Linked DNA regions of Homo sapiens: region 1 is linked to region 2. Evidence: read pairs that join two places in POLR2A ChIA-PET (ENCODE). Cell type or tissue: MCF 10A. All regions are shown on one strand. Each heading gives the region's core, and the rest is flanking DNA. Links, peaks and the distances in the headings are about the cores only. Region 1 has its middle 65 kb from the start of SNX18. Region 2 overlaps LINC02998 (long intergenic non-protein coding RNA 2998).

Region 1 (4,392 bases), core at 246-4,245, 76 kb before region 2:
CTTTTGTATGATTGCCACAGTTAGCAGAATGCCTTGAAAAGTATGTTCTTAGGGTACTTTTTAAAAAGCATGAAATTTATTAACTAAGAATGAGGTTTTCTTTCTCTTGCTCTCTCATTTTTTTGTGCTTTCTTTTAAAATTTTATGGTTCACTTTTATTATTTTAAGGTTCCTAACAGCCAAGAAGTTCTAGCCCTAAGTTACTTTATTCATTCAGTAGCTAGGTGAGACATGTATCTTCTATTTAGCTAAAGACTGGGAATATATTTTCTGGAGTGTGCTAAGATTTCAAGCCAAGTTTTGTATCATCTCCAGGACTCCTTGCAAGTGTGTAAAACTAGATTTGTCTGCAAATGACTAGTGCAGAAAAAGAAAAATGGATCCTCCTTTTCATTTTCTCCTGAAAATATTCATCAAACCTATATAGTAAGTACCCATCTGTCCAAGACAATCTCTGAGAAGAATAAAACACAATCTCTGAAGGCAAGGAACTCATAAACAGAGGCATTCCTGCCAGGATGAAAACAGTATGTTTCTTGGGTAAATTAAAAAATTAATGTTACATGTCATAGTAGTAGACAGCTTAGAAATTTTGACCTTTGCTTCGGGGAAACTTTGCTCATGAATACTGAGTGTCAGAAGTGGCGTGAAGCTGGGGTCAGGGGTTCTTCAGAGAAGGGCAATACGGTGGGCTTCATGGAGGAGGTAGGACTCAAAAAGGATGCTGAGGAAGCATTGGCATTAGAAGAGCAGAGAGAAAGGGCAAAGGCTGACCCCTGGTCGCAAGGAAGCAGAGGGCCAGTTAAAGAGCCCTCCCTGTAGGAGATGAGATTGGAGAGGTCCACTTGGCCAGGTTGTGCTGCACCTTTGAATTCTGTGACTGCAGTCTACTTTGATCCTCTTCCATGTCCTCTCTGTGTCAAGGGGTAACATGAACAGATCCTGAATAAATATAGTTGCATGCCAAGTTATATTTGGGAAGATTCATGTGGTTCCACTGTGTGGGAAAGATGAGAGAGAGCAAGAAACTAGAGGCAACAAGTTAGGAAGCAATTGTCTAGGAAAACAATGGAATTTTAGGAATTTAGATGGGATTGCTATTGCTCTGGGGTTTTAGATTCCAGAACTACACAAGCAGAAATGAGGGTTTTTAAAATATGACTCCCCCGGCAAAAAGGAAAATGACCACATCTAGGTTTCACTTGGGAGGGAATGAGGATAGACGTCTGGCGTTCCCACCAGACTTCTCCCTGGGCTCAGCTCTCTCTGTGGGTCTACCCCTGCCTGCTCCCACGTTTCCCCTCCCTTCTTCCCTTGTTCTGGGCACTGCAGCTTTGTGTTTACCATCATTCAACAGTCAGCAAAGAAATACTTCCCTTTAGCGAATGTAGCAAAGACTAACAAGGCTTGCTGGAAACTGATTAGTTCTGGGGTTTCTTGTCCAGATAGAGCCTCCCTCAAATCATCCTCTTTATCAAAGTCCTCCACGTGGGTGGTGCTGGTTTTATTGAACCTAATCTCTGTTCAGTGAATTGTTGCAATGTAGCAAGCAAAACATCTGATTGTCAATGCCAGTTTAGATCTGAAGTTGCTAAGCCCTCTGTGTTAGGGGACAAACCCAGAATCAGAGACACCTGCACCCCTCCCCAGCTGAGATTTGCTCACCAGACTGAGCTTGGGGGATTCACTTCAGCCCTTTGCAGAGTTTCATCTGGAATATGAGTGCCAAGAAAGCCACTGTGTTCAAGTTGTCCATGAGAATTCGCCTCTATACCCTGGCAAGGCCTGGGAACAGAACAGATCCTCCCTAGAAACGAGAAGTGGAGAACTTTGGAGAAAAACTAACTTCATGGGTAAAACTCTGTTTTCCTTTGAAGGATTCTGGTCATTTTGTTAGAAATTAAGAGAGAAAAACAGATTACGGTTGGCTAGTATAGGCCCCTGGCACCAGGCATCTTGTTCCTTTTTCCTCTATTATATTTCTTGAAATATCTCAGATGGTAGCAGATGCCTGTATCCTAAACTGAAATTATTTGTCTCTGGGCCAGAATACTCTTAGGAAATCATAAGACATCCCATGAGCATTGACTAGAAAAGCTCATGATGCAATGTTAGATACTTTCAGTTGTAACATGTTTTTTAATGTTGTGTTTATATCTTTTTCTTTCCTAAATGTAGAATCTGTTTGGGCTGGGTGTGGTGGCTCATGCCTGTAACCCCAGCACTTTGGGAGGCTGAGGTATGAGGATAGCTTGAGCCTAGGAGTTCAAGACCAGCCTGGGCAACATAGTGCACCAAGACCTCCGTTCTACTAAAAAAAACCAAAAAACAAAAAAACAACAACAAAAAAAACATTAACCAGGCATGCTGGTGTGCACTTGTAATCTCAGCTACTTGGGAGGCTGAGACTGAAGGATCACTTGAGCTCAAGAATTCAAGGCTGCAGTGAGCTACGGCAACAGAGTAAGACCCTGTCTCAAAGAGAAAAATAAATTAGAATCTGTTCGGAATTGAAAAAAAAAGAAAAGTTAAACACATAACTTACCATCATTGACTTTAAAAGAAGCAAACCAACCATGATAGCTGGTTCTGGGGAGAAGGTTAGTAAGTGTGTTAAATCAAATCCCACCCATTCTTGGGTGTTTGGTTTAGGTTGCTTATTCTTTATAAAACCTTCCCTGAGTCAGTATAGCCCATAGTCACCTCTTCTCTGGGCTACTGTAAAAGTGACAGTACTATACAATTTAGTCCTTCATTGGAAATGTCCTTGTATTATTCACCATTGTATGTGCTGTTCCTGTTTCCCCAACCAGATGGTAAGATATGTTAGAAAGCAAGGATCCTACTAGACTCTGTATGTTTGTTTGTTTAAGATTGGGTCTTAAGCTATGTTTCTCAGGCTGGTCTTGAACTCCTTGGATCAAGCAACCCTCCCACCTCAGCCTCCTAAAGTGCTGGGATTACAGGTGTGAGCCACTGTGCCTGGCCTTGCTAGACTTCTTATTTCCTAAAAGCAAGCTTCCTTCTGAGAACATAGTATTTGACAAACACCTACTGAATGAAAACATTGAGCATGGAAGTTGGGCTCATTTCAGATCTGGCTCTGGGTCTTCCCTTCACTACAAGAAGAGCTCAGGCTCAGTGTGACCCAGGCCTTGCTATCTGGAGAAGCTGTGTCATGATAAAGTCAGTCACTTGTTATTGACAGCCACGAGTGGCAGTGGACATTCTGGTTAAGAACAAAGGCCTTGGGGTCAGCAAACCTGGGCCCAGATTTTACTTTTCCCACCTATTAGTCGTGTGGCATTGGACAAGTTATTTTACCAATGCTTAGCTTCCTTATGTATAAAATGAAGATCAAAATAGTACCTACCACTTAGCATGTTTTGGAGAAATAAAATAAGATATGTAGAACCATATGCCCCACTTCCCCAGCTGGGTATGTAAGTAATGTAATTTTCCCAGATTAGGAAATTCATAATCCTGTCCCTTCTTTGTGGACCCCCTTCCAGGGTCCAGCCTGGATACCCAGAAGTGCTTATTTGGTCTCAAGGGTCAGTCCTAGATCTTCTCACCCTGCCGGGTGTTCCAGGCTCCCCAGATGCCCTCTGCTGTAATGACATTGCTGCCAGAGCCTGATGGTGCTGCTACACCTGCTGCAGCTTGGCGAGCCACAGCAGAGCCCTTGACACTGACTGCCTTGCAGTGGCTCCTCAGGCCAGGAGGGAGGCTGTTTCTGGGTTGCCAGTGTGTAGCTCTTTTTTTTTTTTTTTTTTTTTTGAGACGGAGTCTTGCTGTGTTGCCCAGGCTGGAGTGCAGTGGCACAATCTCAGCTCATTGTAACCTCCGCTTCCTGGGTTCAAGCAATTATTCTGCCTCAGCCTCTCAAGTAGCTGGGACTACAGGCATGTGCCAGCACATCTGGTTAATTTTTTATATTTTAGTAGAGATGGGTTTCACCATGTTGCAGGCTGGTCTCAAACTCCTGAGCTCAGGCAGTCCGCGTGCCTCAGCCTCCAAAAGTGCTAGGGTTACAGGTGTGAGCCACTGCGTCCAGGCACCAGTGTGTAGCTTTTTAATAGAACTTCCCATGGCTGCTTGGGTTTACTTTGGGTTAAAAGCAATAATAAATTCATATATTACCCCCAATGTGCTTATGGAGACTAATGGGGAGGACACTTCAGCTAAAAGTGTGATCTGGCCTAAGGTAAAAACGTTTCAATCAGGTATTTGCATAGGTGGAGTGTGGCCTTGTTGTTCGAAAAGATTAATAATGACAAGCCAGGTGTCTATGCACTGAAGGCCTATGGGAGATGGTTCTGAATACAAAAAAATATGAACAACAACAACAACCATTTGTCTCTATCTTGCTTAAATGCAGGTAGGGGAATA
Region 2 (4,392 bases), core at 244-4,243:
TTCATATTTTTGTCTGTGTTCACACATGATACACAGTGGTCTTGTTTATATCTTGATCTATCACGGTCAACAGAGTGACCTTGAAGATCCTGATGTTCTGAGAAATTGTTTACATTCAACAGAAGAACACTATGACCCATCTCTAAGTGCCAGGCTAGTTCCTAACAACAACAAGACCTAGCTGTAAGTGTCAGGCCAGTTTCCAGAGGTCAGGCTGCTTTTCTCATTCTTATGTATTAGCATGCTCTGTAATAGAATTTAGGTGCAGACAACAGACACCACTCTAGCTGTCTCATGAGAACATGACTTAATATAGGGAATTAGGTGCTTACAAAATTGTTGGAAGGACTGGAATAACAGCTCTGGGCTTGGAATCCAGGAACAACTCCAAGAACTGCTGCATAGAGCTAGTCCTCCATGGGAGCTGCCAGCTATTCCTTCTCCACCTTTGTGATTGTGGTGACCGCTGCTGAAATTCTTGGCTCCAGGAACACATTAGCTAATTTGCTCTTCAGAGATCAGGAAACTGTTGCTGCAACTATTACTTTTATTTATTTATTTATTATTTTTAGATGGAGTCTTGCTCTGTTGCCCAGGGTGGAGTGCAATGGCACGATCTCAGCTCACTGCAACCTCTGCCTCCCGGGTTCAAGCGATTCTCCTGCCTCAGCCTCCTGAGTAGCTGGGATTACAGGCATGCATCACCACACCTGGCTAATTTTTGTATTTTTAGTAGAGACGGGGTTTCACCATTTTGGCCAGGCTGATCTTGAACTCCTGACCTCGTTCTTTGCCCACCTCAGCCTCCCAAAGTTCTGGGATTACAGGCATGAGCCACTGCACCCAGCCTACTTTTTAAAAAATGTTTTATTTATTATATTTGTATGTGTTATTTTATTTAGAGATGGCATCTTTCTGTGTCACCCAGGCTGGTGTGCAGTGGTGAAATCACAGCTCACTGCAGCCTCAAACTCTTGGGCTCAAGAGATTCTCCCACCTCAGTCTCCCAAGTAGCTAACTAGGACTGCAGGCTAATTTTAACTATTACCTTTAAAGCCGTACAACACCTGCTAGGTCCATAGTAACTCCTCTGAGTCCTGCCTCTTGGCTGTCGCCAGTAGTAACCAAAGCAGCACAACCTCTGCTACCTCTGCCACAGTATAACCCAACATTGCAATGACCACCTTTGCCAACAGCAGCGGCACAAGTTCCAGTAGCCTATTTGCTATATCACTTCCAGTTTCCAGATCTCACTTCTGCAGTCTGATTGCCTTAACCCAAATCATATCCAAAACCCTAGCTGCAAGGGAGTTTGCGAATCATATGGTTTAGGTTCTCCAGCCGCTGCAGTAGGAAGCCATACTATAAGGAGATTGGAACGGATGTTAATTTCCAAGCCAGCCTGTTCACCACCGGCCCTAACCAGAAGTAAAGAGGCCTGGATCTAAGCCTCATCCAGTCACTAATTTGCTATATAAAGTTAAAAAAATTCTCACCTTTCAGAGACTCAGTCTCCATGACCAAGTTACACTGGTTGATAACCAAGTTTCTTTCTGATTCTAGAATTTTATGGCTCTATTATGAATTTTGTTGAAGTTTTCTTAGGTGTATTAATTTTGAAAAGCATTTTCCATACTTTTTAACATAATAATGTTTTTCTCATGAATACCCAGAGTAAGACTAGGAAACCTCCAAGATACCCCCTAATGAGTTTTACCTCCCAGTATTGTCACCCTCTCATGTTGAATATGGCTGACCTGTATAACCAATAGGATATTGTGCAAATGACAGTATGTGGCACCTAATTACAAGGCTAGGTAATTAAAAAATTGCAGCTTCTATCTTTGCTCTCTCTTGGATCACTTACTCTGGGTGAATCCAGCTGTCATGTCATGAGGACACTCAAGCAGCACAATGAAAAGGTCCACGTGGTGGGGACTGAGGCCTCTTGCCAACAGTCAGCATCAACTTGCCAGCTATATGAATGAGTAAGCAAGCTGCCTTGGAAGTGAAGGCCTCAGTGCATGTCAATCCTTCTGGAGACTCCACCCCTGGCTGATATCTTGACTGCAGCCTCACGTGAAGCTTTGAGCCAGAACTACCCATCTGAATCACTCTCGAATTCCTGTCTCACAGAAACCATATGAGATCATAAATACTGAATGCTGCTTTAAGCCATTAAGTTCTGGGGTAAATTGTAATTATGCAGCAACAGAAAATTAATGCATTCCCTGATTAGTATACAAAATAGCATGAGAATTGCTGAATTTTATTTCCTAGTCTCCAGGATCAACTTTTATTTGCTTGTTCTTTTCTGACATGAAGCTGGTAGCCTTTGAGACTGTATCTCTAGACATCAGAAGTCATTAAGAAGTGTGTAAATCTGAATTAAGATTAAGTACTTATTTTCTGAGATTTAAAAAAAATGTGGTAATGGGCAGACAGAAAAATTCCTTATTGTTAACATTCTAAATAGTAACTATTTTCTCAGGAAAAATGCCAGGCATTTGAAACTTATCATAGGACTAATATAACCTTTAATAATAAAGCTAGCTGGGCATGGTGGATCACACCTGTAATCCCAGCACTTTGGTAGGCCGAGGCAGGAGGATTGTTTAAGGCCAGGACTTTGAGACCACTCTGGTTAACGATAGTATGACTGCATTTCTCATAATAATTAATAATAAAATAAATAAATAATAAAAATAAAGCTAACGAAAGCATAATCGTTGAAATGATTCCTTCATAGATATCCCAATCAACTCTGCAAAATGACTCTTTATCTTAATGAAGGAACTATGGTGTGTTCAGAGGTTAAAAAACATACCCATCTGTTAAGGAAAGATAAAAGTTGCTTGCTAATGAATTATTTTGGATTTTAATCTAAAAGGCAAAGAAATCAGTCTAATTTCTTGTAGTTTATGATGGTTTAAAGTTTCATCTAAGAAAGAAAGCTTAACAAAACTTGTTATATATTTCTTGACTAACTTTTTATTTATTTATTTTTTAAATTGAGATGGAGTCTCTCTCTGCCACCCAGGCTGGAGTGCTGTGGTGCAATCTCAGTTTACTGCAGCCTCTGCTTCCTGGGTTCAAGCTATTCTTGTGCCTCAGCCTCCTGGTGTAGCTGGGATTACAGGCACCTGCCACCACCCCTGGCTAATTTTTTTGTATTTTTAGTAGAGACAGGGTTTTACCATGTTGGCCAGACTGGTCTCGAACTCCTGACCTCAAGTAATCTGCCCACCTTGGCCTCCCAAAGTACTGGATTACAGGCGTGAGCTACTGCGTCCCGCCATATTTCTTGACTAACATTAATTTTTATTAATGCTCTTTTCTCGATCCTGCACCCATGTCTGGTAAGGACATAGTTACTTAGAGCAGCAAACTTCCACTTATGAAAAACGAGACTGAGTGAGTTATGGAGAAGATGTTAAATAGAAGTCTGAGTTGTAAGTACCACAGACTGTTTATGAATTGGCTTGAGAAAAAAAAAAAAGAATTTACTGGACAGCCACTTTAGTGTCCTGGAATTCAAGTCACAGCCAAGTTTGGATAGAGCTGAGGCCTCGGGCACCAATGGAGCTGAAGCAGGAAACTCTCAGCTCTCTCCCCTCGCCTCACCTCTGCCGCTCTGGATGCCAGCTTTGTCTTCCGAAGACTGGCTTTCTTTTTGCTGTAGAAAACATGGTTGTTGGCAGTTCCTGAGTTTCATACTTTTCAGCTTTAGTCACTGAAGACTTGTTCTCTGGTTTCAAATGCCAACTTTCAATGAACTCTACCAGTGGCAGGTGGCCATGTTGATCAACATGGCTGCTCCTGCAGTAGTTGGGGAGGGAGAGAGATTTCCCAGAAAAATAAGTGGGTTGGGAAGACAAAACCATACGTACCATATGTTAGGTTTCTAGGGCTGCTGTAACAAACTACCACAAACTGGCTGGCTTAGACATCAGACATTTATTATTTCACAGTTCTGGGGTTTAGAAGTCCAAGATCACAGTGTTGGCAGGGTTGGTTCCTTCTGAGGACTCAGAGAGAATCTGTTCCAGGCCTCTCTCCTAGCTTTTGGTGGTTTGTTGGCAATCTCTGGCTTTCCATAAGCATCAGCCTGATCTCTGCCTTCATCTTCACACAGCATCTGTTGCCCAGGCTGGAGTGCAGTGTCACAATCTTGGTTCACCGCAGCCTCGACCTCCTGGGCTCAAGCGATCTTCCCACCTTAGCCTCCCAAGTAGCTGCAAGTTTCCCTGTTTTATATAAAGCATCAGTCATATTAGATTAGGGCCCACCACATATTAGTATGTCCTCATCTTAACTGAGCTAATTATATCTTCAATGACACTGTTCCCAAGTAAGGTCTCATTCTGAGGTGCTGGGGGCTAGGATTTCAAC

What was found. Peaks named below come from ENCODE experiments on the same cell type or tissue, not always from the same donor. Only the 100,000 strongest peaks of a DNase experiment are listed, where the experiment ranks them.
Region 1: POLR2A ChIA-PET joins it to region 2 with 6 read pairs; 2 of 35 experiments call an interaction of 5 or more read pairs at or near these places.

Annotation. Positions count from the first base shown.
Region 1 is chr5:54,580,289-54,584,680 of GRCh38, forward strand. It overlaps a transcript of SNX18 not described here. Among named protein-coding and RNA genes, the nearest start is that of SNX18, 65 kb to the left of the region's middle. In MCF 10A, for the core only: no CTCF peak of the experiment used is centred there; no DNase peak of the experiment used is centred there.
Region 2 is chr5:54,656,214-54,660,605 of GRCh38, forward strand. It overlaps LINC02998 (long intergenic non-protein coding RNA 2998), which reads right to left. Exons shown (of 3, transcript NR_104658.1): 3 at 3,945-4,247. Among named protein-coding and RNA genes, the nearest start is that of LINC02998, 86 kb to the right of the region's middle. In MCF 10A, for the core only: no CTCF peak of the experiment used is centred there; a DNase peak (open chromatin) is centred at 1,998.